3 separate regions of the Homo sapiens genome follow, and regions 2 and 3 are each linked to region 1. A link is an interaction called in ENCODE POLR2A ChIA-PET data of the cell type or tissue named here. Cell type or tissue: MCF 10A. All regions are shown on one strand. Links, peaks and the distances in the headings refer to the core of each region. The heading gives the core; the rest is flanking DNA.

Region 1 (10,917 bases), core at 2,967-7,966:
AAGAGTCTGGGGAGAATTATGAACACCCAGGCCACAATTTATATCATGTTGTTTTTATACATTTGCAGAAATTTGCAGAATTCTGCAATCTCAAAATCTAATTTTTATTTTCCTCAATGATTTCAGAATAACTCTGATTTATTTTTAACAGTTTAAGATGCTACGTGGGAACAAGGCTATAGCCCATATTACTGGTTTGTTACGTAAGATTTTTCTCGTACTTGGCCGGGCGCGGTGGCTCACGCCTGTAATCCCAGCACTTTGGGAAACCTAAGGCGGTGAATCACCTTAGGTCAGGAGTTCGAGCCCAACCTGGCCAACATAGTAAAACCCTGTCTCTACTAAAAACACAAAAATTAGCTGGGCGTGGTGGCGGGCGCCTGGAGTCCCAGCTGCTTGGGTGGCTGAGGCAAGGGAATCGCTTGAGCTTGGGAGGAGGAGGTTACAGTGAGCCAAGATTGCGCCGTTGCACTCCAGCCTGGGCGACAGAACAAGACTCCACCTCAATTGTCGTACTTTATGATTGGTAGGATCCATTTCATTCATATAATATGTATCAAAATTCTGTTAATACACAATTCAGATTTTATCCGTATTAGGGGGAAAGAGATGGCACTTAATCAAACATGACTACAAAATTACAGAATGGTCAGGAATTGTTGGCTTACCTAAATCGAAAAAGCCATGAGAGCATTAATTTGTTTTTTAAGTTGTCACATATCTGTGGGATTTGTGGGTTAAGAATAAAATAATCTGAAAATATTGTGTGCCCTTCTATTTTGCGAATATTTCCCTCATCTCTCATGATACACATTTTTATGTTTAATTTTAAGTTAGTTAAGTCATTTGAATTTAAGTTAATTCAGTGTCATTTCAGGGCACAATTACAAACGTGTAAAAACAGCTTCCGTTACTGCTACTAAAATTTAATGAATATATGAGAAGTATACACAGCCTAAAACTGGTAATTAAAAAAAAAAAAATCAGTAAATCCCCAAGGGATTATAAAGTAAAGCAAATTGGCCATTTGATGTATCCAATAGGTATTAGTGATGATACTTCTAAAGACCACTGATTTGACTCATGATTTCTTATTCTGTCTTTCCGAATATGAAATCATGAAGAATTAAACAGCTACCAATACAAGATGAACTAGAGTAATTATTGTATCCCGGTCAACAGCTAGGAGGGGCACCTGAAATTAAAGGAAGCTCAAATCGGGATGGTGATATCAGCTGGTGGTCCAATAACCAACCACCACTGAGAAAGCTGTTTAGAATGAAGAACTCCTCTACATATCACTCAACTGCGCAGAACTCTCATGAAGGCGTTTTGTCTACCTAGGCTGCCTTCAATTAGGTTCATGTTGATTTGGTTTGAGTGTGTGTATAACCATGTGAGGCACGTGTGAAGAATGTGACATGGTGCATAACAATTGATTCTGTGCCTCATACCTGTGCTAGGGATCATCCCAAGCCAAAATCCAGGCAATTCTAGCAACCTCCAATAGCATCACCCCTTCTATCTCTTGTTCTTGAGTCTTTTCTCCCTTCAAATCTGCCTTTACATGAGCCTCCAAACTGATTAAGAAGCAAGAAATGAATGAAAACCAGTAAACCTGGTCTAGACTTTCTAGTAGTCTGTATACGTAAACCTCTTTAACTCTGCCTATAGATTTCACTGTGATGCAGAAATTGTTTCTAGTTTTTAAAATATCACCCCCTGGGATCAAAATTGGATGTGGAATGTAACAATATGAAAGGTAATGATACGAAATGCACTTTAATGTTGGTAATTAATTCCCTAAGGGATATAAAAAAGTCTTGTTCAGAAGTTCTCCTTTAATTCTCTCTTACTCTTAATATCCCCTGGCTGCTTCCTTTCTAATAGTTAATGTTTGAGATTTTTAAGGTTCATTTTTTCTTCCACTGGAAACTCCCTGGACCTCATCCATTGCCATTGCCATTACCATAGTTTCAGCTACTTTCTTCATAGAGCCCATCTCAGATCCAGAGCTCAGTAGTGCAAGAAATGTTTATTTGATTTTCTGAAATGAACTAAGTTTCTGCCTCCAGTAGTAGAATACATAGTCCCAATCAATTCATTGGTCTTGCCTGACCCTCTTTTTGCTAAGCTGGATTCTGACTTCTAACAGGCTGTTGTGCTCCCTCATCTTGGTGATAAAGGTTCTCATCACTCCCTCCTGGAATTAGTAGATGTATCTGTGTTCCCGCTGGCCTCTAGCTGTGGACATCTTTATCAAGTAGAATTACATTTGGCTGTTACCTAAACTAATAAGATTTAAAGATTCATGTTATATGGCTGTCATGTAAAAGTCTAGACAGTGGGCAGGGCAGGGTTAATATGGCTAGTTTGCTCTGCCAAAGGGTCAGAAATTCAGGCACTTCACAGCTCACTGCTCTGATGTTTGTAGGTGTGACCCTTATCCTCATAGTCCAGAGAGTGGCTCAAGCTTCAATCATTACGTCTATGTTCCAGGTTACAAGGCAGAGGAAGGAGTAAAGAAGAGAGTTCAGGTATCATGGTCATCTTTTAAAATGCCCTCCTCACCCCACAAGGGGTGGGAGGTAGTGAGAAAGACGGCCAGGTGCAAGGCAGTGGGACCCAGGTGTGTTCAAGGAAGGGTTTGCTTGGTGGACTGGTGATGGCAGAAATGGGAAATTAGTTACTTGTAGAGACAAGTGATCCAATAAGTGAATATATGAATGATAATGAGAACCACATTAGTCACTGTTGAAGAAGTTACAAGAATGGAAAGAGAAAACTTGAATGAGTCTTGTGTTGTTATAATGAAATTGGTGGTGTTGATATGAACTCAAAAGTTTTTAACATATATATATAGTATATAAATAAATGTAGATGTAAACCTCTGCTGCATACACACACACACACACACACACACACACACACACACAAATATTTTCTACATTTGTATTCTAAGAGGGCCTGGGAACAATGACACCCCAAAAGCAATGAGCATATCTTGCATCCATATTTTAACTTTTTACTAAAAGAAACCAGGGCTCCTTGGAAAAATGGCTGATTCCAGGACTAGGACAAGGCAAATAAAAGTTGAGCCTGAAACATCTTGTTATCCCAGAAAATAATGAAAGTAATGATGGAGACAGAATAAAAGGACACAGGAACCAACCTGAAAAAAGCTCCCACTGGCCAAAGATGGCCTAACTTGAGCACTAAAATAAATTATGATAGCAACAGATTATAATCCAATGAATAATTCTGGTACCATGTGTTCATTACAGATATAAATTATAATAAATGAGTACATTCAAAGTTCAATGAAAAATGAGATTTTTACAGGGTTCAACATATATTTCCAGAAAGTACTTAGTTACATAGATTAAAAGGCTGAAATATACCACCTTAATCAAATGATCAAAGTGAACATTTGATAAACCAAAATCTTGCAACCCATTGCTTTTCCTCCATAACTTGGATCTAATCATGAGAAAACAAATCCAATTTAAGGAACGTACTACAAAATATCTGCCCTGTAATCTTCAAAAGTGTCAAGGACATAGAAGTCAAGAAAGTTGGAGGAACTGTTCCAGACTGACAGATTAAAGACCCTGTATTATGGTTCCCTAGAGAAACAGAACCAATAGGATGCAGATATATAAAGAGATTTGTTATGGCTGGGCACGGTGGCTTACGCCTATAATCCCAGGTTTGGAGTGCAGTGGTGCTATCTTGGCTCACTGTAACCTCTGCCTCCTGGGTTCAGGTGATTCTCTTGCCTCAGTCTCCTGAGTAGCTGGGATTACTGGTATGTGCCACCATGCCTGGCTAATTTTTCTATTTTTAGTAGAGATAGCGTTTCACCATGTTGGCTAGGCTGGTTTTGAACACCTGGCCTCAAGTGATCTGCCTGCCTTGGCCTCCTAAAGTGCTGGGATTACAGGCATGTGCCATCATACCCAGTGTCAACATATTTTTTTCTACCAGGAGTTTCAAAGCTCTATTTTAAAACTTATAAGCTGAGCATTGACTTATCTTTCTCTTTTCATTTCTGTAGTAACAGTTCTAGCCTGAGGGCAGTAATCAGAAAACCTCACTGCTGTCTGACTGGAGCCAGAGGAAGGGCGGCAGGATATTCCAGGAATATAAGTAGTTATCAACAATAAAATTTCACAATACCTTGCTATAGCTTCCACACCCTTATCTCTTACCTAAGCTTCAGACCTGTATTTCCCACTAACTGTCTCTTTCTTGGTATCATGAAAAAAGTCTCAAACTAAATAGATCCCAAAATGAACTCATTATAATCCTGTATTCTGTGTCTCTGGAAATAGCATTATTGTCTATCTAGTTGCAAAGGCTAGAGACTTCTGAGTATTCTAAAATTCATACCCCCTGCCCATTCCTACAACTTCTTCCTATCACCAGTTTGTTATACAATTGAAATTCTTTCCTCTTCTACCTAAGATTTTTTTTCTCTTCTTATTGGTATCCATGGCTAATGTCGGTACACCCATCATTGTCTGGTAATTGGCTCAGACTGGTAGCTTTTTGTCTTTTTTTGTTTCACCCTATATCTTCTGAGACAAATGTTTGCATGCAGTAATTTTTTTTGAGACACACTCCCAAGCAGTAGTGTGCTGGACTCAACTCATACTGGCATCCAAGGTACAATTGTGTACACCTCTATCCAACTGCAGATTTGGTGATGTCATGTTGGTAGCTTGAAATTATGGTGTATTTATATCACAGAAATAGGCAAACACTACAAACCAAGATCATTTTATTTTCCTGGAGAGGCAGTTATTAAACATTTATCGGAACGCGACTGAGCCTAGGAAACATGAGTGAGGGACTGAAAAGAGTAAAACAAGGAATGGCATAAGACCCATGCAGTGATTTTGTAAATTTTTTAGTTTCCTTTACATGATTAACCTGATTTGGGCTCGATATCACTAAGGACCCTTCAGGAGTCATATAGAATGTACCTCAGAATTGTTCTACCAAGAAGGGAGTATTTATTCGTTAGTTTCCATTCCCTATTGGACAGGGGTTATTTCATAGGATGTTAATATTTGCAGATTTCCTTGTGTATAGAATGGCTGAATTGGCTCCTACAGGTATGTCCAACAGCAGTGGCAGTGAGGCACAGGGGCAGAAAGTGAAATATACATTAAACAACTAAAATGAGTTGCTGTCTGGTTACATCTCTACATCTTTGGTTGCTGCAGCAAGGACTGGAGTAAAGGTTAGTTGAGAGGGTATGAGTCAGAGTGCAAGAGGAATCTAATACATGTGCAGATCTGCCCCACACTTAGTCCATTCTGCCGTAGGGTCTTTGAGGTGTGTCCAGTATTTACCTCTCCAAAAGACTTGATAGACAAGGGTTTCTAGGATAAGCTGCAGCATCTACTGTGTAACTGGTCTCAGGGTCATAAATGATATGCATTATCTCTCTCCTATACCACCCACTCTCAATTTTCCCATTCTTGGCCAGTACTTCAGCAAATTTAGGTTATTGCCTGGTGGGGACTCAGATTTTCCTCCCCAAGAGGTATGATTTGTCAGTTGTGTTTAACTTATTGGGTCATGGTTCTAGTAATTGCCCATTTAGAATTGTCATTGGACATGCAAGTACTAAAATATGCGGTGGATCCCCTGAGTTCCAAACATACGCTTTCTTGTCTTTCTTGTGTAACTCAACCATAGCTCCTATACCTCCCTGCCAATACGGTAATTACTATGTTTGTCTATTGGTCCACTAACATGAGAAGCTCAAAAATGACCAAGTGGTGGTCATAGCTTCCAGTACAGTGGGACCCTTGCTGTGTCTCCTGGAAGAAGCATCCCTTCTACCCCATAGTAGGAACTAGGATTCCTATGCAGCAGTACCTAAATTGTCTTGCAGCTCTCCCTGAATTAGTCTGGGAGTTCTTTGAATATAGGAACTGTATTTATCTTCCCATTGGACACATAGAAGCCAGTCAACAGTTATATGAATGAAAGATTATATTTGCCAGAAACGGGGAAAAATGTATATGTAACACTGATTTTTTCCCTCATAAAATCTTATTTATGGATTTTATGCTGTTTCTTATTGCATATGACTCAATTCTGCAATAGATAAACCATATCTGTACCATTAATATGCCATAGTTCAAAACCTTTAAGCAAATGCTGTTGTTTATTTTAGCTCCCAAATATAAAATAAACTTACAAAGAACATTCCATTTCAATTATTAGCAATTTTTGAGTGGTAAAATGAAAAAGAGGTTAAAATATCAATATTACAAAAGTGTTGCCTTTCTACAATAACTTGAGCTTTCAGCTAAAATGAGTAGCATTTAGAATTTCTCTGATTATATTTGCCTGAATTATTAAAAAAAGAAAGATAATAATTTGAAATGCAAAATGCTTTATATGGTTCCTAGGAGAAGAAAAGACATTATTTGTGGGTTCTTTTACCCTAGCTATTTTTTTTTTTTTTGAGAGTCAGTCTTACTCTGTCACCCAGGCTGGAGTGCAGTGGTGCGATCTCAGCTCACTGCAACCTCTACCTCCAAGATTCAAATGATTTTCCTGCCTCAACCTCCTGAGTATACACTAGCTATTCTTAATTCTGAATAAGAGAATCTGCCTATAAAAGTGATTTTTAGTTAAACATTTAAGATATTTCTTCCATTCTATTTTAACATGTAGAGTAAAAGCATTATAAATAAGGATTCCTACTAAAGGTCTGGTGTTTCTACACTATTATTTAAAATGACTCAAATGTGTGAATGAAAATAAGATTATCTCCTTATAAGATCAAGAAGAGAAGTTGGCAAGCAATTAGAAGTGCTCAATATTATTCTATAGGTAATGTAATGTGTGTGTGTAGTTTTGTCTTCTTTCTTTATATGTAATATTTCTGCGGCAAATAAGTAGTTTTAAGTTACATACAGCTTCATATGTCTAAGCCATTTGATAAAATGGTCTCCAACTTTTTCTACCAAAAATAGATTAACATTCCAGTTTTGTTTTTAAGAGATGATGAGTGATAAAATGGCTTGAGGGCTTTGCAGGAAGCCGTTTATAAATTAAGCTAAAGGTCTTGTCTACCTGTACAAACTTGTTTAGCTTTTGGTTGAAGAAACTGAAGAGCAGATAAATACTTTGTAAGCAACTTTTACTATAAATTTGTAGCATGTGAATTCTTCCTTTTTCTTCTGACTCATTTCTGAGGCCAAAACTAAAGTAACTTCTGCTATGGTTTGAATATGTCTCCCAAAGTTTATGTGTTGGAAATTTAAACCCCAGTGCAACAGTGTTGAGAGGTGGGATCTTTAAGAGGTAATTATCAGCTGGGCGTAGTGACTCATGCCTGTAATCCCAGCACTTTGGGAGGTTGAAGCAGGAGGACTGCTTGAGGCCAGGAGTTTGAGACCAGCTTGGACAATATAGCAAAACCCTGTCTGTAAAAAAAAAAAAAAATTAATAAAATTAATTAGCCAGGCATGGTGGTGCGTGCCTATAGTCTTAGCTACTTGGGAGGCTGAGGTGGATAACTTGAGCCCAGGAGTTCAAATCTCTGTCCATTTAAAATTACCCAACAGATATTCTGTTATAGCAGCACAAAGTTTGAGGCAGATATTTTTGAGTTTAAAACACTATCTGTCACTGGGCACAGTGCTCACGCCTGTAATCCCAGCACTTTGGGAAGCCAAGGTGGGTGAATCACTTGAGATCAGGAGTTCGAGACCACCCTGTCCAACGTGGTGAAACCCCATCTCTACTAAAAATACAAAATTAGCTGGGCATGGCGGCACATGCCTGTAATCCCAGCTACTCGGGAGGGTGAGGCAGGAGAATCGCTTGAACCCAGGAGGTGGAGGTTGCAGTGAGTCAAGATCACGCCGTTGCCTTCCAGCCTGGGCAACAGCTGGGACTACAGGCGTGTGCCACCACATCCAGCTAATTTTTTGTATTTTTAGTAGAAATGGGGTTTCACCATGTTGGCCAGAATGGTCTCGATCTCTTGACCTTGTGATCCACCTCCTCAGCCTCCCAAAGTGCTGGGATTACAGGCGTGAGCTACCGCGCCCAGCCAACACCCTTATTCTTAAAGGGGTGTACAACCAGGGTTTCTTTGTTGTTTATTTTTTTTCTGCCCATTTCTCCCCACATAATCCCTAGCTTCCTGTCATCCTTTTCCTTTCTTTTCTCCACCCTCCATTCCCTCACTGAATATACCAGGAACTCCAATATCTTCTTTCCTTAAACTGCAGAACAATTCAACTCTTCAATCCCAAATTTAGCTCTAGGCTCATTTTGCATACCTAAACCTATCAAGGTATTCAGCAGAACAAAAGGGACTTTCTTATAACAGAATGCACCCTCTTTAGAAGAGAACTGTCCTTATAAGTTAGCAATTTTAAACATTCTTCATTTTTTTTTTTTTTTTTTTGAGACGGAGTCTTGCTCTGTCGCCCAGGCTGGAGTGCAGTGGCGGGATCTCGGCTCACTGCAAGCTCCGCCTCCCGGGTTCACGCCATTCTCCTGCCTCAGCCTCCCAAGTAGCTGGGACTACAGGCGCCCGCCACTACGCCCGGCTAATTTTTTGTATTTTTAGTAGAGACGGGGTTTCACCGTTTTAGCCGGGATGGTCTCGATCTCCTGACCTCGTGATCCGCCCGCCTCGGCCTCCCAAAGTGCTGGGATTACAGGCGTGAGCCACCGCGCCCGGCCTCTTCATTTTTTTTAATTTTTTTATTTTTTTACAATGTTTCCCATTTTTATTTTTTCCTTCCACATTTAACTATTAAAAAAGTTTGTTATTAATAAATGGGCTTCTCTGTGGTTCATATACAATCATAAGTGAACTTTAAATTCCATTTTATACAAACATCTCCAAAAATATTGGGAGTGAAGTATGGTAGGAAATATTGCTTACATTGCTAATTAACATGCATATATGAAGGAGGAAAATGTTTTGTTAATGCATATACCTCCAGAGCAGAAAACCCACCCAAAACAAAAGATCTAAAATAAAACATACAGTAGCTGATTACAAAAAAAGGTAATGTCCACAAAATTAAGTTTTTCATGCTATTCTACTTTCTAGTACTATGCTTCAGGTAATCAATTTGCATGGCTAGATGTTGGATACTTGAGGTATATAAGAAGGGAAACCTGCATGTTGAGGAAAATCTGTCATCTTAAGGGTTGTTTCTTTTTGTTTGTTTATTCTGGTACTTTAACATTTTTAAAAGATATTTTATTTACATCAAAATTCACTGAACTACAATGACATTCCAATTATAATAGATGACAAACAACGCCTCTATCACTAGGCACTTTTAAAAGGGAGTTCAGGCTTTACAGAACCCTTCTGATGCAATCCCATGTATGATATGACATCATCCCACCACCCTCCTCCAACTAAAATTACCCTCTGGGGAAATATTACCTTATATAGCCTGATTAATTTACTATGGAAGAAATTAGCATAAAATGACTAAAGTAAATGCATCATTTAAGACTAATAAAACAGTTTAAGATGTCAGGTTTGAAAGAGGAGACAAATTGTGTATATTTAAAACTAATTAAATAATTTAAATTTAACCTGTACTTTATATATTAGTGAGACACAAATATAGGCTATTGTCTTTTAAAATTTCATTCACATAATGGAAAATTTCTTGTTTATTAAAAATATCACATTTTGAGACTAGAAACAGTAAAGTGCATGAAAAGTTTAAAATATAAATTTCAGAAAACTCTTATAGCAGCAAAAAAGCAGAATAAAGAAAAACTTAAAAACACAGACACAACCTTTTCCTGTTACTGTGCCATAATTAACATCAAGTAGCCAACAAATTTTTCCCCAGAAAACAGTATTCTGTTCACTGCCTCTTGAGTCACAGATTTTCAACTGGCTCCTCCTAGGCAAAAAAAAGATTCCAACATACCTAAAGGCATCAACAATTGGGAATAAACCAGTAGCTTCTTAATTAAACCCTGACAGACAACTGAAACAAAGATTAAAAGCATATGATGGCCATTTGGCAGCTAGAGTCAGGAAAATGACCCAACGTTTTCAACTACTGCCCCAAATTTGTTCTCTCTCCCAAATCCTTTGCACTGTCATCTCAAAAAACCAACAGCCACATAATCTGTGTTGGAAACACATAAAATATCTGTATGATTTTCCCCATCTGAAACTCTGATCAAGGCCTTTTTATTCAGCAGATTTTTTTCTTCTTTTAACATTTGACTATAATGGCAAAAATGATATAGGTCATATAACATCTGTTTTCCTGGCACAACCAGACAGAAGGTTGAATTGGAATAAGGAAAAATTCATTCTGTGGGCATCCTAAACGTACCGCATTCTATTTTCAAGGTATGTGGCAATACAGATTACTTACTCTTTCTCTATAAATAAACTTGAGAGACAGGCTTAGAATTAATACTTCCAATAAGGTTATATAGAGAGGACAAAAAAACCAAAGTGATTCCTCAAAAAAACTCCAAACCAGCATTTGGCCAACAAATTGTCATGTGGTGTTACATGCTTGATTATGAAAGCATACTGTGCAACCATCTTTAACTTTTCAAATTTTCTTTCCATGTATAGAGGCTATATCATAGTTTATGTACTGAACAAGTAAATTTAAGTACTCTGTTAATGTGCAAATGACTTGGGAATCCAAAAGTCAGTTATAAAGGAAAAATTCAAGGTTTTCCCTGGAAGGCATATCATCATTCAGTTTAAAATACTGTATTTATAGTTTTTAAAAATTGCCTTTTATAAAATGGTTGGCTCACTGAAACCATTCAAAAGAAAGTATTTGTTTTGGAAAAACAAATACACTGTTGTTGGGCCTCAAATTGGTAATTTATCAATTTTGAATGCTGGCTGTTAATACAATATAA
Region 2 (10,917 bases), core at 657-5,656, 82 kb before region 1:
AACTCGTGGCTAAAGAAAAATAGGGTGGAAACAAAATTCCTGTGGTTAAGGGTATATACAAATACAAATGCCATTTATTTTTCCTCTGCTTTAAACATGCAGCATAATAGTTTTTATGAATGATCTTATAAACACATGTATTTGAGATATAGTTTCTCTATGATAATTTATAAAAAGATCTTTACACTTTGATATGGGTTTTTGTTTAATATTTTAAATAAGCATTCTAAATTTTACTCTATTTCATAATGATTAAGAAGAGGAGAAAACAAAATGATCATTTGAAAATAGGAATAAAGTATTGAGCTACACAAAAGAATACTATATCATTTAAAGGAAAAATATGCCAAGATAAAATGTTATGAAATAGACTGTTATTCAAAGTTTGTTTTGTTGTAGAAAGTTTTTTATGTTGTAGAAAAGTTTTATAGCTTAAATCACTTAGGAAGATTTTTAAAAATATACATTTTGTACACTGGTAAAATAACAAATAGAGTAAAAAACTATACATAGAGTTCTTCAGATTTACAAATATAAAATTTATGACTACAAAATACTGCTAGCTAAGGACCAGGAAAATATGTAAAACTGCTTGGTTACAATAAATGTTCTCCAAATATTTCATTAAGTTATTCTCATATAAATTAACATTTACCAAGACCAAAGGAAACTTACCTTGCAAGAATTAGACAGTTCATTTGTGCAATCTCTGTTGCTGTCTCTTGATAAATTATCCACTTTACCTTCATTTCCAGATGCAAACTTTATGAGTAACTGAGATGGTCCCCCTTTAGAACAATTGTGCTTAAGGCTGGATAGACAGGAAATATTTGGATAAGCTCCTCCCAATGAAATACTTCTTCGTAAAATACCATGGTTTTTGTTCATCTGTGAATGTGGTCTTTCCAATTCTCCATTGATATTTATTTGACAATCTACATTTTGGGAGGATGGCAAACATGCAGATGTCCTATGCATGAGCTTAATATACTCTGAATCAGAATTAAGCTTAATTTCTGACATTTCTGGTTTACAATCACCATTTGTTGTTTCACAGTCTAATGTAGCTGCTTTTCGTTGGGTGAAATGCACTGAAACACAAGAATATCCTTCAGATGACTTTTCACAGACAGTCTGTCTGGGAGTATTATTCGAAAGAACAATTTTCTTCTGTAACGAGCCCTTCCTGTGAAGCGGCCGTATGTCTCTTACTTCTCCGGGGGTACAAATTGTTTTAGATAACCGAAGTCCATTGACAGCTGTTGAAAGAAATCCTTTAGCACTAGTGCCATCCTCATTATGTGCAATTTCACTAGGAGAAATAATAAACTGGTGTGAAGTTTGATAGGATCCTTTGCTCAGAAGAGTACACAGACTTGTTGGAGAAGTCGGTCGGGTAGTTGAAGGACTCCTAGGAAAAATGACTAAGGAGGAGTAACGTTTTAGTGGAATTTTTGTGTTCCTGCTCACTGGCAATTTCATAATCTCTAATCCATGTTCCAAGTCATCCTGGACAAAAGGATCTGTACTTGTACTTCTTGAAAAAATTTCACAAGGAGTAGTATTCCTGTTTGGCACACTTCTATTGGAGGTGCTGTCAGAAGGTAAGTTTCCACCCAAAAAAGTATCATCACTTGGTGGAAAAGTATAACTACTACTGTCACTGATGACACTGTTAGTATATGAACCTCCACTTGTGATACTTGCACATGACCCAAAATCACTACCGTTGCTGCTGTAAGACCCATTATCACTGGTTGAAAAGTTACTAAGGCTACCACTACAAATGGCTGGACTGCTTACAAGGTGACCATCATTCACAGCATTCAATTCATTATCGACCACAGCACTACTGTAAATACCATCCTTCAAGATACAAGTAAACGAAGCATCATCACTATCAGCTAAGACATTGCTAGACTGAAGATATCCACTGTACCTTGTTGGCTGTAGTGAAATCTGTAGACAGCTGCTCTTTTTATTAACATTTTCAGATGAGGGAACAGATGATCTTTCTTGAGACTGAACGTTTTCCTTTATTAACGGAGCTAGTGCAGTCTGTCTGGGAGTCAGCTTCATTTGAACAACGTTAGACGTTGAAATCCGTGTTGGTCTTTTGAAGCACATGTGAACATGGCTATCCAAGTCATCTCCGGAGGTTTCTGACAAAGGGTAAGTATTGCTTCTTCTGGCTGCAAAGTGCAATCGTAAGCTTTGTGCCATTTGTTCTCATTTCCAAACATGTTAAGGGCTGAAAGTCATAACAAAGATCTCTGTCCGTAGACAGGCTAGAAGCAGCTGCACTGCATCAAAAGAAAAAATCATTTGTGGTGCCTAAAAGAGCTATTAAGTAGTAGTCTTTATCCTAAGTAAAACATTAGATACCAGATATCATAGAAAGAAAAAGACGACCCATTCCAGAGACTGACGTTTCCAAAATGTCTTGAATCGCTTGTAGTCAAAATGCCTTCACTTACAAAGCACTTGATTTCCAGCGACCTTTAAGCTGAGCTCAGCTGCAGCACACTGACTCAAACACAGCCAACCTTGTTTCAATTATACCTTCTCCAATTTGCATGAATGAGTAACACAAGAACAACAATCTTCTAACATTTCAAGTTGAAACAGTATTTTTTCACCCCAGCTCTACTAAATGAACATTTAACTATGTGAATCACAGTGCCTATACTTTCTCCAGCCGACTTTGCCCACTAATATTTTTACCCATAGGTATAGAATTACAGGAAGTTGGTAGGAACAAAACCCCATGTAATTAAGCATCAAATCAAAGATTGAATTTCCAAATAGTAGCCATACTAGGAATCTAGTCAAGTTAGTTAATATAGGGACTGTTAATTTTTTTTTTTTAATGTGTGAATTCAAACAGTTAGGTAAATTTGGAAATACCAAAACTTTACAATGAATTAAAACTTTAGCACTACATCAAATAGATACATATTTTAGCTTCCAAAGTGCTAGTTACATAAAAAGTGAAAGCTTAAGGACAGAACTACAAAATTAACCTAGTAATACCATTGCAAAACTGAAGCATAGGTTCAAGAAAAAAAGTTTAAGAGAAGCTGTCACTAAGCATTTTCTCCTGTAATTTTAAGGCCTTTTCCAGCCAAGTAGAACAGTCTTTAAATGATGCCATTTATATTTTGACTATTAAAACTGCCAAGAAATAGCCTAAGCAAACATTCCAATAAAAATATATGCAGATTAGAAAAAAAAAACTATACCCCAAGATAGTTTGAACACACAGGATATTTTATTCCACTGTCTCTGCAATTCATTCACTTAAGAGAGTGTTGTGGTAAGTAAAGAAGTCTAAAAAGGATTTAGCACATCAAATAAACATGTCTCAATGCCAATTCTGTTCTGAAAAACTCTAAGAGCTCTTTGCTGGCCCCTGCTGGTACTTTGAAACAATCCATTTAGCTGTTTGATATCTATAAAGAAATACAAACCAAGCTGCACATTTCTTTATATAAACGAAGTACATACTTGTTTACATTTTTGAGAGCTAGCCCTACCCTAGAGGTGGAATTACTCACCAGTGCTGATAAAGCTCCCACAGTAGAGAACAGTGGACTGTTTGTCCTTTTAGAGGTTGTGATTTTGTATATATATTTTTTCTGCTTTGTATTTATTTAACCTTTATTTTCAGTTTACTAGGCAATCAAAATTTAATATTTTAATTTCTCTCTCAAATGCCATAGACCAAGGTTGGTATTCTATTTGAAAGAAACAAATTTATTTTTAAATAATACTCTAGGGTATATTTAAACCCCTCACCTAAATTTTATAGCTGGAACTCCAGTAATAAATATATACTGGCTCATTCATAGGAAAGTAAAAGGTAAAATAGTTCCGTTGTTTATACCACATGCTACTACACCCAAGTTGTATTTTGCTAAGTAAGTTTTTTTTCCTAAGTAAAAGCAAATATGTAAAACATATACTCATACTTTGTTAAAAAAAAAAAACTGCTTAAGATAGATCTGTTTTTGATCAGAATTTTCTAAACAGATTTTTAATCAATTAAGACACAAAACAGAATTATGGGAATTCATTGCATTTCATTTGACTAGAATGAAACAGCCCTGTTTTTGAATGCGTACAATAGTTGAAAACTTAGTAATACAATTATTATGTTATTTTTGCTTTTGTATAAACCACCTCCTTTATGATTTTACAGACTTCAGTCAATATTCTCTTAACATCTTTTTCTTTTAAATAAGGAGGAGTCCTGTTTTACTCTGCCTTCAAATGACTTCAGCGTTCTTTCTGGGATTAAGTGTGGGGTCTAATAACTCAAAGAATGAATCCCTTCTAATAGGCTAATCAATGAGATCTAATTGTTCATGTCTGTGGCCTAAAACTTCCAGGAAATAAGAAAAGCTCCTCTCATTATTAACATATAAAATAATGAACTCCAAGTATTTGGTCAGATAAATGTCTTCTCTTTGGTAAGCTTCACTATAAGCATCAGTTCCATGTCCCCTAACTAGATTTTAACTTTCCAGAGAGCATGGGCCATAACTACACATTTCTTCTGATGCTCCTGAGCTCATCCTGGGCTCAAAGTAAGTACCAGAAGACACCAGATAGAAGTCTGGATGGAGAGATGGATGGTGTCATCACAGTCACTCTGAATGCCTAATGCTTTCTTTCAGGATTTTTCTTGTTGTTGTTGAAGTTGATCCAGCCGCCACTTTTAAAGAAATATCAAAAAGCACTGCAGGTGGACAAGAAAGAATGACGTTTGAAAAATTTACAGAGAGGGTTTCAGCCAAGGAAATGTAAGGTAAGAGAATCACATGCACTTCCTAGCACTCTAGTCTGAGTTTAAATTCTAGGGAGGCTGAACAATTTGCATTGCTGGCTGAGGTCTGAAATTGCATAGGATCTATACTGCTATTATAGCAGTTACATGGGAAATCGGGGAACTTGCTATAAAATGTAGTCTCTCAGTCCAGCAAATACCAAAACAGGAGTGTTAATCCTAACCTTAAGTGTAGAAGAACTGGAGGGACATGGCAGCCCTCATCTGGAAAGAATCCATGCAAGTCCTACATAGAATTTCATATTCCGGAATGAAACAGATAACGTCTTAGGATTGAAGCTAAGAACCTCACATTCAGAGCTGTTGGTTACTGATCATCTACATGGAAAATAATGTGATTATCTACATGGTATGGATAGGCTCTGGGTAATCTTAATCATTGACTGAACTTTGAAGGCCAAAGTCAGCTGCGGTGGTTAATTGTATGTATCAACTTCGATAGGTTATGGTACCCACTTGTTTGGTCAAACATCAGTATAGACATTGCTATGAAGACATTTAGACATGATTAGCATTTAAATCAGTAGACTCTGAGTAGAGCACATTACCCTCCACAATGTGTGTGGGTCTCATCCAATCAGCTGAGGGCTTTGAAAGCAAACACAGGTTGTGTAAGAAGCAGCAATTCTGCCTCAAGACTACAATGTAGAATCCCTGCCTAAGTTCTCAGCTTCCTGGCCTGCCCTGCAGATTTCAGATTGAAGTCTTCACTATATATATATTGTGTGGAAATATATATATTCATATATTATACATAATTTCATATATAAAATATATGAAAAATAAATAATACATAAAATATATACACAATCTATTGTTTCTGTTTCTCTGGAGAACCTTCACTAATACAACTGCTAAACGTGAGAAGCACAGGGTCTCCACCCAGAATATAGGTGGCTCCTAAAACCGGTGGCTGAATGTGTACAGGTGTATATCTTAGACTGGTGACACAGTGCTAACTTTTGCATTGGTGGGTAGAGTTTTTTTAAGACACATCATTCTGAAATGTTCTGTCATTATTGCCACCACTACCACCACCATCACCATAATGAAACGACAATATTTTATAACACTCAAGTCTTAAAATTGGCTGGAAAAAAGTGATATAAGCCTACTCTTTATTGAAAGCAAATATCACTTACATTACAAACGTTTTCCAGATGACTAAAGTTGTTTCTGCTTAATATTATACTTGTGTTCTTCACCCTCCATTTTCCAAGAGAATTTGCTAGGAAAATGGTACATTTTAAATTTAGTTGTGAGTGCCTCAGCAGAATAAAGACGGAATGACATTTATAATGACACAGGTCATTTGTTGCTATACAATCAGGTCTGTTACTCCACCAATGGCTATAGGTTCTATAACATCTCAGGTCATCTCTATACCTCCCTTACCTGCTAAGACTAGCAACAAATCAAGAGGACTAGAATGACACACACCACCATGTTCTAATTATCTTTGGCTCTTTGTTTTGCTGGTAAACCGAGTTTCTCAAGAAAAGCTGTATTTCCCACTCATAGAAGAGCATCTAACACAGTAGATATACTAAATGGTATATCTTAGCTAACACAAGATATACCATATCAGAGAGCTACAAACGCGTTAAGTCTACGAATGTTAAATGACATTTTATATTTGTATCATGATAAAGAATTTTCCAAGTATTTTCATCGTCATTGTCTCATTTTATCCTCACAATATGCTTATGAGATAGGCAGGGCAAATATTGTTGTCCTCATTTTTTAAATGTGAGAAGGTATTTTTAGAAGGATTGAATAATTTGTTTAGGGTTACAAGCTAATACCCCAAAAGAAAGGCAGGATTATAATAGAATTTCTTAGTCCTTAGTGTGGGGATCTATAATAACTTTTTTTTTTTTTCGCCGAGACGGAGTCTCACTCTGTTGCCTAGGCTGGAATGCAATGGTGTGATCTCAGCTCACTGCAACCTCCACCTCCTGGGCTCAAGCAATTCTCATGCCTCAGTCTCCAGAGTAGCCGGGACTACAGGTGCGCACCATCAGGCCTGGCTAAATTTTGTATTTTTAGTAGAGACGCAGTTTCACCATGCTGGCCAGGCTGGTGTCGAACTCCTGACATCAGGTGTTCACCTAACCTCAGGAACACCTCCTGATCCACCCGCCTCAGCCTCCCAAAGTGCTGGGATTACAGGTGTTACAATATTTTGATTAATGTGTTATTTGTTTTTTCATATGGTTAAAAGTTTTAAAAATTTTGTCATATTTATCCATCTATAAATATCCAACTGTTAATATCAAAGGCAATACTTTTTTCTTCCAACCTATCATGACACACTTTATAGTATTATATACACAGTAAATGCTTAAGGAATGTTAATTCACTGATTAGTGTTTGACAAACAGCCATTCTGGCCATTAAGAAAGAGTCACGCAAATACTAAAGTTACTGGCAAAATGGACCAGACAATTAAGCATGGTGGAAAGCACAAATGTGAGCTGTCCCTCCTTGTGGACAACATGCAAATAACGCAAATAAAATAGTTCACCAATAATACACTCAATGATCAGGCAAAATTCACATCGGTATCAGTGGCAACAGGAAAAATAACAGTAATACCATGATCTAGCAATTCAACTCTAAAACATATCTCTTAGAGATAGACTCAGACACGTACATAGGGAGACATAAAAATGTTTATCAATTTGTAAGAGCAAAATACTGGAAATAACACTAATATCTATTAAGGAGGTTAAATACATAAATTATAGCATTATGATTTTTCAGAATATAGAAAATTATGCATCATTGAAATGTGTAATCACAGATCTCACAAATATAATGTTAAGCAAAAAAGCATATCAGAGGAATGTCTATAGAGATATACTATTTTTACAAATTAAAAAATATGCAAAATAAACAATGTGGGTTTTTGCTTTTTTGGAGACAGAGTTTCGCTCTTGTCACCTAGGCTGAAGTGCAATGGTGTTATCTTGGCTCACTGCAACCTCCACCTCCTGGGTTCGGGCAAGTCTCCCAACTCAGCCTCCCAAGTAGCTGGGACTACAGGTGCCCACCATCACGCCTAACTAATTTTTGTATTTTTATTACAGACAGAGTTTCACCACGTTGGCCAGCCTGGTCTTGAACTCCTGACCTCAGGTGATCCACCTAACTCGGCCTCCCAAAGTGCTGGGATTACAGGCATAAGCAACCATGCCCGGCCAACAATGTGTTTTTTGGGGATATATATACATGTGATAAAAGTATTTTAAAAAGCAAAGAATGATAAAAACAAAATTGAGGACAGTGGCTAGTACTTGTGGAGGAAGAAAAGAAGATGCTACTAAGGAGGGATCTAGGGAGGGTTTCAAAGATTTTGGTAATGTTCTAGTTCTTAAGCTGAGTAACGTGTATACATATTTGTCTTATTATTTAAAATATTTATATTATGTGGGCTTTTTTGTATGTATATTTCATGAGTTAAAAACAAAACACACACAAAAACTCCACCAATACAAAGTTTAATTTGTTTCCATCTAGAAGGGACCAGCCTGGCCAACATGGTGAAACCCCGTCTCTACTAAAAATACAAAAATAAGCTGGGCAAGGAGGCGGGTGCCTGTAATCCCAGCTACTTGGAAGGCTGAGGCAGGAGAATAGCTTGAACCTGGGAGGCAGAGGTTGCAGTGAGCTGAGACTGCGCCACTGCACTCCAGCCTAGGCAACAGAGTGAGATTCTGTCAAAAAATAATAATAATAAATAAAGGAAAACAGGTCTATAGATTCAGAGGGGAAAAAAAGGAAAACATTTTATATTCTTTTAAACAAGCAAAAACACAGACAGAAAACAAATAGCTCTGTAACTAACCATATCTGATAATCAAATCAGCAACATCTGTCACTTAGCCTTAAAAATTAGATGGCCAGGCTGGGCATGGCAGCTCATGCCTGTAATCCCAGCACTTTGGGAGTCAGAGGCAGGCGGATCACGAGATCAGGAGATCAGGACCATCCTGGCCAACATGGTGAAACCCCATCTCTACTAAAATTCACAAAAATTAGCCAGGTGTGGTGGTGAGCGCCTGTGGTCCCAGCTACTAGGGAGGCTAAGGCAGGGGAACTGCATGAACCCTGGAGGCGGAGGTTGCAGTGAGTTGAGACTGAGCCACTGTGCTCCCACCTGGCGACAAAGCGAGACTCCATCTCAAAAAAAAAAAAAAATATATATATATATAGCAAGTCAGTGATAGTCTTCTTTGGCAGCAATAATGTACTTTTGCTTAGTATGATGTTTATTAAAGATTTCATTGGCAATATCTTTAGTTGCCAGTATAATTACCATTTCTTGAGGGCAAAAAAAACATGAATGTAGTTTAACACTAAAAACAGACTTTTTTTTAAAAAAAAAGCTAGTTTCTCTGTTAGCTAAAAAATGAACAAAACTGTTTAATTTTTCTGGTGCTTGTAACTGATAAGCTTTGCACACATAACACTGTTTCTATACTTACCTGTTCAAATCTTACAGGTTTAAAATATAGATGTAAGATGCTAAGATGAGGGTTTGAGATTGGATCCTCAGAGACAAAATTAGGAAAAGGATAGGACTTTAAGAGAGTCTTTAGGAATTCAGAAATCAGAACAATCATTTTATAAAAAGAACATCAGGTTTAACTTTGCTTTTTGCTTCTGTAAGAGCTGGCCATCTTTGAGAAGACTTTATTTGCTCATTCCTTATCAGTGTAAAAAGGACAGATTTCCTCTGTAGAAGAGTGGGGATGAGAGAGTGGATAGGATGTCCATTGGATACAGGTAACCCTAAGAAAGGCCACTGTAGTGAGGAGGCGCAACTGAAGGATACCCTGGGAAGATTCCCAGAGCCATGGAGTAGGAACCAGGGGTCATGGGCGAGTGAGAGGGAAGGCAGGACAAAGAGGTTGGTTTTCTGTCCTCTCCTGTCACAAGAGGTCTTGAGTAAGACCTTATAATATGTTGGCAATCAGAAGAGGTGCTTGGGAGGAGAATGGAAAGGGAGCGAGTAGGACCAGGAGGAAGAAAACAAATTCTATCTCCCTCACCATTTTGCCCAGAGTCTCCATAACCACCCCCAAGCCATCACTCAAATCCCAGACTGCTTACCCACTTCCCCTGGCTGCTCCACTGAAATGTACCCTTACTTCATATTTCATATAAGCACAATATAACTTACCAATCGGTTTTCGTCAAACACTTCAAAAAGAAGCCGGTGCTGCTGAGGATGAACCTAAGAAAAACACAATCTTTATTTAAAAACAAGTAAACATCAACCCACAGATACTCAGAAATAAATGCTTAAAGATGCTGCCATTTGGTCGGGCATGGTGGCTCATGCCTGTAATCCCAGCACTTTGGGAGGCCGAGGTGGGTGGATCGCCTGATGTCAGGAGTTCGAGACGAGCCTGGCCAACATGGTGAAACCTCGTCTCTACTAAAAATACAAAAATGAGCCAGGTATGGTGGCATGTGCCTGTAGTCCCAGCTACTTGGGATGCTGAGGCAGGAAAATCGCTTCAACCTGGGAGGTGGTGACTGCAGTGAGCCAAGACTGTGCCATTGCACTCCAGCCTGGGCGACATAGAGAGACTCCATCTCAAGAAAAACAAAACAAAACAAACAAACAAAAAGAAGTTGCCATTTTCTAATTCCGATTATTTGGAATGCATTTTAAAATTACATGAAATAAGAGCAGACTAGTCATGTGTCACTCATTTTCTAGTAGTTTCACAACAACAACAAAGTGAATCTGGTTGTTTATTTTTCAGATTTTTCTAACAGAACGAAAGGAAGTAAAAGAAAATTTCAAAAGATTACTTAAATGTTTGCAAACGCTTATAAATACAGATTAGATTTTGACACCTTATGATCAGTTTTATTTACTTGCTTTTTATTAATCAGTTTAGAGCCACCCAAAGTGGACATTTTTCAGAAACTAGTGTTGTGAATCCTTTTATTATTGACTTAATAAAATTACATGTTGCTTTTACTATATAAAGTACATAGCAGTCAAAAGTATACACTGCGTTTTCACTTAAGGTTTAAGCTTTGTAGCA
Region 3 (10,917 bases), core at 4,911-9,910, 91 kb before region 1:
TAATAATCACATCATGGATGATGGAGTACCTATCCCCTCAAGCATTTATCCTTTGTGATATCTTAACTATTGAGAGCTCTGTGAATTCTTTAGTTTAAAAACTGAAGAGAAAAAAGTCTACAATTTTATGTTTTACATTTATGAAATCGTCTCCATAAGTCAAAATTTTCAATGGGGGATCAAAGAAACAAGAGTTCGTTTTAGAACTACCAATTATTGGATATTCAATGTGGGGCTTGTGGCCCACATATAGGACTTTCTGGCTAATTATTTACTCCTGTTAATTTGCTGTATAATTCTTATTTTTGTTCTCCTTCAGTACATCCAGTGTTGACACTGTCCCTAAGAATACATCCAATCAAAATTCGTGAGTATAAGTAAAAAGAATTGTGGCTTAATTGTTAATAGGCTTTAGAAATCCTGTATTCCTTTGAAAACAGACTTTGATCTTTGCTTTGGTTTCTTATGAAGAAGTGCTTCCCCAGATTCGTGGTCTGTGTATTTTTACTTGACTTTTTAATGTGTTCTTTTCATGCATTTCCCATTACTTAACTGTTCATGTGGATTCATAATTACATATATGATTCCATTTGTACATATAAAAAACAATTATTACATGTTACATATCATGGCACTTTACAGTTTACAGTGCCTTCAGACACTCTCACAACAATATAAGGTAGATAATGAGAGCTACTCTTTATTGAGCATCAAGTATTTGCCAAACATATAAAATTTCCAGTACTTGAAACACTGTTGCAATGTTTCATAAATTTTATATTATATAAATATAAAAACCAGGATTTGGAAAAGCTATAATAGGAACTAATAGAGTTACTTCAACATAGAGTACATTTTCACCTCTGCCTAGGAATGAGTAAGGTAGCTATCCCAGATGTTTGAACCCTAAATACAGTGCGGCAATTAAGGCTTAGATAAGATGTGGTTAGATGATAAATTCCAAATCTGAACTCTAATCTCTTGGTTTTAGGTTCCAAAGGAAGGCCTCAATTATATTGGTAACCCATGCATTATCAAAAGTTATCTGATTAAAGAAAGAGAAAATCCTATGGTAAATAACTGACATGCTCCATCCCAAAGAGATGTGAATATCAGAAAATAGATGAATTAGACAGATGCAAGTCAAAAGAGATGTATCCATCTTGAATTTTGTCAATACTAAAATGACATAGTGACTTAGAGATTTATCTAGCCAAAACAGTTTAGAATTAATGTTGCTTTTACCATTAATTTTGTCACGACTGCATGGTGGCTTTATATATGTAAAAGGCTCCTAACCATCACAGATGCATTTCAACGTGTTTATGGGTACAATATGTATTTTTTAAAAAAGATTCTAGAAAAAAGGAGAAGCGAGGAGGAGATGGATGATATAATCAACAAAATGTTGATATATTTTAGAACGGGATGAGGCATACATAGGGGTTCACTGCAATATTCTTTCTACTTTTGTGTATGTTTGAAATTTTCCCTAACGAAAAGTTTTAAAATATTTGGGAAAAAACTAGCTTATAATAATATAGGTAGTTTATAACATTTATTAAATAAAAAGAACTTAAGGATGAAATTCATAAACAATGTTATAGGAGGCAGAAAACAAAGTATGTGTTAATCAATAAAAGTAATCAGAAAAAAACAAAGTAATTATAAATCACAAGTTGGAAGACAAGGAAGGAAATATTTGAGAGAAATTAGGTCAGCATGGTGGCAGGTGCCTGTAATCGCCGCTAGTCAGGAGGCTGAGGCAGCAGAATCACTTGAACCCAGGAAGTGGAGGTTGCAGTGAACCGAGATCGTGCTATTGCATTCCAGCCTGGGTGACAGAGCGAGACTCCATCTCAAATAAAAAATAAATAAATAAATAAAAAGAAATATTTGCGAGAGAAACTGGTTCTCTGGTAATGTTTAATAATAATCCCTAAACTTTTTTTTCACTCAACAATGGCCATAAGAAAACACTTGATCTGGACTATACATTCTTCAGAGTGTAAACATTATTCATTAGATTGTAGTCAGCCCAAATGGAATTTTTCCTTTAGACAACTCTTTTTTTTCTTTCTGATGCTATTTTTACCAAAGTAATCTTTTCCAAGCAGCTTTATCCTGTAGGATTCTCCCAGTGCCCGATGAGAGTCCTTTTGGCTAGTGGTAGTAGAAAGGTGCTTTAAAATACATAATGGAGTTGCGTTTTGGTTGAAGTATGACATTTGCTAGATTTGTGATTTTCAGCAAGTCATTTAAAAATTTCTGGGCCTTTCTACTTATTTCTAATATGGAGATATAATCACTATCTCAGACAGTTTCCTAAAATGTGGCACATGAAGTATGCTGTTTTAAACTTTTACAAATATAAGGCTAAGGGTTTAAAAAAGAATATACTGGGGCCGGGCAAGGTGGCTCACGCCTGTAATCCCAGCACTTTGGGAGGCCGAGGTGGGTGGATCACGAGGTCAGGAGATCGAGACCATCCTAGCTAAACACGGTGAAACCTCAGCTCTACTAAAAATACAAAAAATTAGCTGGGCGTGGTGGCAGGTGCCTGTAGTCCCAGCTACTCGGGAGGCTGAGGCAGGAGAATGGCGTGAACCCGGGAGGCGGAGGTTGCAATGAGCCGAGATCGTGCCACTGCACTCCAGCCTGGGTGACAGAGTGAGACTCCATCTCAAAAAAAAAAAAAAAACACACATATATATATATATATATATATACACACATTGGCTGGGCACGGTGGCTCATGCCTGTGAATCCCAGCACTTTGTGAGGGCGAGGTGGGAGGATCACCTGAGGTCAGGAGTTTGAGACCAGCCTGGCCAACACGGTGAAACCCCATCTCTACTAAAAACACAAAAAAATTAGTCAGATGTGGTGGCGGGCACCAGTAATCCCAGCTACTTCGGAGGCTGGGGCAGGAGAATCGTTTGAACTCTGGAGGCGGAGGTCACAGAGAGCCGAGATTGCACAACTGCACTCCAGGGACAAGAGCAAGACTGCATCTCAAAAGAAAAGAATATATCAAGGTTTTCTCCAAGTTAAAAATCATAGTTGAGGCTTCAAGTCCTAGTGACAGTGAACATCCAATATTAAACTCTACTAGAAGGCTGTTAGGGTCTCTTCCTCCTTGTTCTATTTCCATACACCTTTTATTTTATTTCATTTTTTTGAGACAGAGTCTCACTCTGTCACCCAGACTGGAGTGCAGTGGCTCGATCTCGGCTCACTGCAACCTCCGCCTCCCAGGTTAAAGACATTCTCCTGTCATAGCCTCCTGAGTAGCTGGGATTACAGGCGTGCACCAACACGCCTGGCTAATTTTTCTGTTTTCAGTAGAGACGAGGTTTTACCATGCTGGCCAAGCCTGTCTCAAAGTCCTGACCTCAAGTGATCTGCCCACTTCAGGCTCCCAAAGTGCTGGGATTACAGGTGTGAGCCACCACACCCGGCGTATTTCCATACACATTTTAAACAGGTTGATTCTCTTCTTCTGAGTGACAGGTATGCATATTTGCACTTCAATGTATTACCAAGAATGCAAAAAGTTGAGAAATACGTTAAGGAAACCACATTTTCTACTTGAGAGTGTTTACTTCAGTCTTTCTAGGAGTGTATATGCTTCTAGAATATACACAAGGTATGTCAGACCAGAGGTATGAAAATGAGGCATTTTGGCCAGGCATGTAATCCCAGCACTTTGGGAGGCCGAGGTGGGTGGATCACCTGAGGTTGGGAGTTTGAGACTAGCCTGACCAACATGGAGAAACCCCGTCTCTACTAAAAATACAAAATTAGCCGGGTACGGTGGCACATGCCTGTAATCCCAGCTACTCAGGAGGCTGAGGAAGGAGAATTGCTTGAACCCAGGAGGCAGAGGCTGCAGTGAGCCGAGATCGTGCCATTGTACTCCAGCCTGGGCAACAAGAGCGAAATTCCGTCTCAAAAAAAAAAAAAAGAAAAGAAAAGAAAATCAGGCATTTCATTTACTGCAAATGAATTAAATTATCATCAGCATGTTAAGAATTCTGTAAGTAAATATCACTTTTAAGACATATTTTACCTGGAATTCACTCAGTTGCAGAACTTATATAAAGGAATCACCTTCACTCCTGATTTGTCACTAACCATGGCTGTAAAACATAACTGGCAATCATTAGAAGTTTCTTCTCTGGAGAAACAAATTGACCTCAGAGAGAAGACACTAACAATTGGGGGGTTTCCCAACAGTGAAACCCACCAGTTGAAAAGCCCAACATAATTACAGAACCTCCAGGCAACTTCATAGCGACTTACTCTCAAATATCAACAACAGATATCTGGAGGGAAATGTCCAGTATTAAAGAGAAATAACAATAACAACAGCAAAGGGACCAAAGGGAACCAGAGACAACATAGGACCTGAAACAAAACTTAAGAAAGAAAATAGACCAAACCCGAAGTAAAATATTCTCAGAGAAATAAGAGATTGTATTCATAAAAACAAGTAGGACGTTAGGACTAGGAAATCATCAGAAACAAGAAAGAACTTTAAAAATAAAATTTTATATCCTTCGCCCACTTGTTGATGGGGTTGTTTTTTTCTTGTAAATTTGTTTGAGTTCTTTGTAGATTCTGGATATTAGCTCTTTGTCAGATAAGTAGATTGCAAAAATTTTCTCCCATTCTGTAGGTTGCCTGTTCACTCTGATGGTAGCTTCTTTTGCTGTGCAGAAGCTCTTTAGTTTAATTAGATCCCATTTGTCAATTTTGGCTTTTGTTGCCATTGCTTTTGGTGTTTTAGACATGAAGTCCTTGCCCATGCCATCAACAAGTGGGCGAAGGATATGAACAGACACTTCTCAAAAGAAGACATTTATGCAGCCAACAGACACATGAAAAAATGCTCATCATCACTGGCCATCAGAGAAATGCAAATCAAAACCACAATGAGATACCATCTCACACCAGTTAGAATGGCGATCATTAAAAAGTCAGGAAACAACAGGTGCTGGAGAGGATGTGGAGAAATAGGAACACTTTTACACTGTTGGTGGGACTCTAAACTAGTTCAACCATTGTGGAAGACAGTGTGGCGATTCCTCACGGATCTAGAACTAGAAATACCATTTGACCCAGCCATCCCATTACTGGGTATATACCCAAAGGATTATAAATCATGCTGCTATAAAGACACATGGACACGTATGTTTATTGCAGCACTATTCACAATAGCAAAGACTTGGAACCAACCCAAATGTCCATCAATGATAGACTGGATTAAGAAAGTGTGGCACATATACACCATGGAATACTATGCAGCCATAAAAAATGATGAGTTCATGTCCTCTGTAGGGACATGGATGAAGCTGGAAACCATCATTCTCAGCAAACTATCGCAGGGACAAAAAACCAAACACCCCATGTTCTCACTCATAGGTGGGAACTGAACAATGAGAACACTTGGACACAAGAAGGGGAACATCACACACCGGGGCCTGTTGTGGGGTGGGGGGCTGGGGGAGGGATAGCATTAGGTGATATACTTAATGTAAATGACGAGTTAATGGGTGCAGCACACCAACATGGCACATGTATACATATGTAACAAATCTGCACATTGTGCACATGTACTCTAGAACTTGAAGTATAATTAAAAAATAAATAAATAAAAAATAAAATTTTAGGCTGGGCGCAGTGGCTCACGCCCATAATCCCAATGCTTTGGGAGGCTGAGGCAGGTGGATCACTTGAGGTCAGAGGTTCAAGACCAGCCTGGCCAACATGGTGAAACCCCATCTCTACTAAAAATAAAAAAATTAGCCAGACAGGTGGCACGTACCTGTAATCCCAGCTGCTCGGGAGGCCAAGGCACCAGAATTGCTTCAACCTGGGAGGCAGAGGTTGCAGTGAGCCAAGATCACGGCACTGCACTCCAGCCTGGGCGACAGAGCCAGACTGTCTCAAAAATAAAAAAAAATAAAAATAAAAAATAAACAAAATTTTAAAATTAAAGAAAGGGGGAAACTTGGAAGAAATCTTCCAAGAAGTAGATTAAGGAGGCAAAGAAACAGAAAACAGGAGAGAAAAGAAAATTTTAAGGTCAATCCAGGAAGTGCAAACTTTGGCTAACAGGAATTCTAGGAAGAGAAAACATGGAGAAAAAGACAGAAAATCTTCAAAGAAATAATATCTGACTTTTAAAATGGGCACATGTTTTACCTTGATAAAAGTAATTAAATCATATGGGCAATCACATATCTCAATGTTTAGGTGTTTACCTGCATGAAGTAGGTATATAAACATTATTATATATTATACTATATTGTTCTCTGGTTGTTTTCTATGGATTATGCCATTGTCTCATTTCAATTATAACCTCTTCACATCCAGGAAGAATATTTGCCACTTATGGCAGGCACATATTCTATTTCTGATAAATACTTGTTAAACTCATTTGCTTTGAAGACGACTTGAGTTTCCAGTAAGCTCTGTGACTGTTTAAGAGGGTTCAGTCTTTCAGCCTTGTTACAAAAGTAAAGGTCATTCTTAGCTGAAACAGTTACTTAAAACTCCAGGAACTAGTCTGAGAATCCCAGCTCTTACAATAAAGTCTAGAGGGAAGTCATTTTATAAAACAACGATAAACTGAAAGAAAGCTAGTCAAATGGCTTTTGTCTGAATACCCTTAAAGATCTTTGTCCATTCAATCTTCTTTTCAGGAAACTTGATCTGAGCCTCTATCCAGACACCCAGTTATACGGTACCAGTTAGTGGAATATGTAGGCTATGAATCAGACTCCACTGTGGAAACTAATCCTTGAGTCACGATCATAATATTCCATTGGCATTCACCCCAGGGACAAGGTATTCATTTAAGAGTGCCACTCTTCCACGCAAAGGATGAAGCATCACGTAGCTCCCACTCATCATCACAGTCATCACTCAAATATCCTAGTTTGGTTATCTGTTTCTGCAAGGCTGTGTGTAGTCATCCTCACCTATCAGGATTCTGCAGTCATCTCTACCTCATTCCAAAGGGTCCCTGGCTTTATTCATTAATTTAATAAATATCTATTAAGTGTCTATTTTGAGCTAGTCATTGTTCTCTATAGTAGGGAACTGTATTCTAGCAAATCTGAGCCCAGAAAAGATTTGCTTAATCCATTCTCCAGAATACTTCTCTAATCAATTCTAGTGAATTTACATTTGCCTACCTATTGCCATATCTCCATCTTTAACTTTTTTTTCTGCTGCATGTACACTTAGTATCTGAAGTATTATTGATATGTTTTTAATGAATTACTCGTGATAATGGCCACAATAATGGCATTGCAGGGACTCAATGGATACTTCGACTTTGAACTGTATTACTGTTCTCATCAAAGAATGGCCTTAAGACTTACTTCTCAAAGTGTGTCTGGGGAATTACCAGCATTGGTACGATCTGTTATAAATACAGAAATCTCAGGCCCCCATTCTGAGACCTACTGAACCAGAACCAGAATCTGCATTTTAATAAGATCGCCATGTTATTTACATGCACATGAGAATTTAAAAATCACTGGCCCAGCTGACATCTTAATAAGCCATTCTCTAATTCCTTAATAAAGCATTAGAGGGTAGCCTGTGAGTCGGACACAGCAGTGCACCTGTAGTCCCAGCTACACAGGAAGCTGAGGCAAGAGGATTGCTTTAGCCCAGGAGTTCAAATCCAGCTTGTGTAACATAATGAGACCTCATCATAAAAAAACAATTGAGATAAAAAGTAAATAAAAGGAAGCAATCCTGGATAATATTATTTTAGGTATATCTGTACTTAACTTCAGGTATAACTATACTTAACTAAGTTTAGTTATAACTGAATTTAAAGACATTGTCTACTATATCATCAATATCTTGCTTGGGTAATGTATTTTTCTACTAAGGTAATCAAAATGTTTCCTAGTGTTATGGTTTTATAATACCTCTAAGTCAAGAGAAGGCCTACGCTCTTTCTTCACCAACAGACATCCTCGGGCCTAACTAGAAATGCCATGAATTTACTTACTTGTTCAAGGTGTTCTTTGTTGTGACTCACCCATGAATCGAGCTACAAGGTGCACATACACACTAGCTGGTTGCTCGTCTAAGCCCTCAGGTCTGCTGCTCTTGTTCTATCCCAACAGTTCGCTTCAATCTTAGTGTGGGTAAAATTGCTTTTCAACAGTTGCTCCCATGTTGAGTCCTTCCCAAAACATCTCATTGAACTGGGACAGATCTGCTCATCTCTTGTTTTGAAATTACTGTATCTCTAAGTATCTGTCTTCATCTGACCATGGTCTCCCAATTTTACACAAGGAACAGAGGATACTGAACCAGACGTGTGAGCAATACTTTGGATTATTTCCAGGGTATGCTGACAAGACAACTGGTTCCCTTTCTCAGCATTCATTTGCTCCTTCTGCTAACCACCTTCCTGACCTCAACACATCGCCTGGCCTCACCCAGAGACTCTGCCAAGCCCCTTCAGCCTACAAAGCCTCTTGTCCTGGCTTCTCCTGGTCTGTCTTGTTTCCCTGTCACCTGTGATGTAAAGGGAGAGTGGACACAAACGGGTGAGGCCTCACAACAGCTAGCACATGGTAGGCTCCATAGCCTGTAAGAAGCCGGCAACATAGACAGAATTGCCTATTATCCAAGTAGTTTCTGGGAATAGGCCTTAAAACCTTGACTTGTTTTCTACATGGAAGCTCTATTTTGTCTCGTCTTATTTTTGGTGGTAGAGAGGGGACTGAGAAAGTTAGACTAATGCTGTCCAAAATGAGGTGTGAATATTCATAAGCGATTTCAAGTTTTCACTTATAATTTTCTGTTTCCTTCATTTGATATTGCTGAATTTCCTTTTCACTCATCATACTTGCTTATTCTATAGTTCCAAGGTGAAAGAACGTAAGACTGTAACCTTTATTTTTTTCTCCAGGAAAAAGAGACTGTACTCTCCCTGTAGAGAGGGAGTTTGTCTTATACATCTTATATCCACTTCACATATGCCTTCTGTATAACAATAACTACATATATACCTTGCCTATGCTATCTCATGCTTATTTTATGACATCGAGCAAGCAACCTATGCTGGCTGTTTCTGCTTCCTTACCTGTTTGATTCTTTCTTCAATCTGGCTTTTAACCCCGCATTCTCCTGAGCCTACTCTTGCTAATGGACCTCCTAACTGACACATCCAGTGGATACTTATGTTCTCTGTGGTACTGTCTGCTTTCCTCCTTCCCTCACCTTTCACCCATGCCTCTATGCCTCCACGCCTCCATGCTCTCCATGCCTCCATGCTCTCTTGGCCTCTGTGTGGTTCCTCCTTAGTCTCTTCTTTATCCCCTCTTCTACCGCCTCACCAAAGTTGGTGGTCCCCAAAATTATAATTTATCTTCCCTTCCCATCTCACTGTATACCTTCCCTAACGTGTTCATCCTTATCTGAGGCTTTGACTATACTCCTGACTCCCAATCTACATTTCCAACTCTCACTTCTCTCCTGAGCCTTGGTCCTGTATGTCCAACTGCCCTACTTGAAAACAGCACTATCAGGGCAGCCTCTGATACACATAAACTTCATACATGATTTCTTCTTCACCCTCCCAATCTGGCCCCTCTCCTGAATTCTCCATCTTAGTTCATAACATCACTGTTAACCCAGTCATCCAAGTTAGGAAAACTTTAATTCATTTATAATCCATGAAACCATGAAAAATTGTCTTCTAAAAACCTTAAAGAGAGCACTTCACACTCTCAAATAAAGACCTCCATTGCCCAACTACTTAACTATCAGCCGAAGACCCCCTTCTTTGTCTTCAGCATGAAGCACCAGGCCTAATCGGACTCTGACCCACTTCTGGCAGATCACCGCCTCCCACATCCCCAGGCTACCCTATGCTTGAGCCCCACTGGACTATTTACAGTGGAGATTCTTTCACATTTCTAGCCTTGCATATGCTGCTGCTGCCACCTACAGCAGTGACTCTCAACAGGGGACAATTTTGCCCCTAGGGGACATCTGGCAATGTCTGGGGACACTTTTTGATTGTCACACTGGGAGAAAGGGGTGTTACTAGCATTTAGTGGGTGGAGGCCAGGGATGCTGTTAAATATCCTACAGTGCACAGGATAGCCCCCACTACAAAAGTGTCCAGCCCAATATAATAATGCTGAGATGGGGAATCCCTGCCCTAGAATCTCTTTGATTTCTCTGCCTGATGAACTCCAGTTTACCTATCAAGACTCGGTTCAAATGTCACCTCCTCTGGGAAACCTTCCTCTACCAACCAGGTCCTCTCTCCAGATAAATAATGTCACATCTTTCTACTTTTTCATACACACCTCTATTTAGCACATCACATATTAGACTGAAAAAAAATTTTTTTTTTTTTGAGACGGGGTTTCGCTCTGTGGCCCAGGCTGGAGTGCAGTGGCGCGATCTCGACTCACTGCAAGCTCTGCCTCCCGGGTCCACGCCATTCTCCTGCCTCAGCCTCCCGTGTAGCTGGGACTACAGGCGCGCGCCACCATGCCCGGCTAATTTTTGTATTTTTAGTAGAGACGGGGTTTCACCGTGTTAGCCAGGATGGTCTCGATCTCCTGACCTCGTGATCCGCCCGTCTCGGCCTCCCAAAGTGCTGGGATTACAGGCGTGAGCCACCGCGCCCGGCCTAGACTGAAAATTTTTATGTTTACAAGCATGTCCCTATTACTAGAATGGGAGCTCCCCTAAATAGAGACTGTATTTTACTCATCTTTTATTCTCAGTGCTTGGGACAGTGCCTGGCACTCAAATGTGTACTGGATGAATTAAACAAGACACATCTACAGAGAATACAAAATGTTTTCAAGCAAACAATTCAGCACTCTGAATCTGTCTGAAATTAACAATTCCTCAGTT

What was found. Peaks named below come from ENCODE experiments on the same cell type or tissue, not always from the same donor. Only the 100,000 strongest peaks of a DNase experiment are listed, where the experiment ranks them.
Region 2: POLR2A ChIA-PET joins it to region 1 with 65 read pairs; 6 of 35 experiments call an interaction of 5 or more read pairs at or near these places.
Region 3: POLR2A ChIA-PET joins it to region 1 with 22 read pairs; 6 of 35 experiments call an interaction of 5 or more read pairs at or near these places.

Annotation. Positions count from the first base shown.
Region 1 is chr15:55,994,550-56,005,466 of GRCh38, forward strand. It overlaps the pseudogene CNOT6LP1. Among named protein-coding and RNA genes, the nearest start is that of NEDD4, 6.4 kb to the left of the region's middle. RefSeq lists a silencer at 72-269. In MCF 10A, for the core only: no CTCF peak of the experiment used is centred there; DNase peaks (open chromatin) are centred at 4,102, 5,302 and 7,092.
Region 2 is chr15:55,914,609-55,925,525 of GRCh38, forward strand. NEDD4 (NEDD4 E3 ubiquitin protein ligase) reads right to left here. Exons shown (of 29, transcript NM_006154.4): 5 at 10,038-10,091. Among named protein-coding and RNA genes, the nearest start is that of NEDD4, 74 kb to the right of the region's middle. In MCF 10A, for the core only: a CTCF peak has its summit at 3,404 (motif pointing left); DNase peaks (open chromatin) are centred at 1,463, 2,593 and 3,453.
Region 3 is chr15:55,901,140-55,912,056 of GRCh38, forward strand. All of the region lies in intron 5 of NEDD4 (NEDD4 E3 ubiquitin protein ligase), which reads right to left. Among named protein-coding and RNA genes, the nearest start is that of NEDD4, 87 kb to the right of the region's middle. In MCF 10A, for the core only: no CTCF peak of the experiment used is centred there; DNase peaks (open chromatin) are centred at 6,832, 8,122 and 8,382.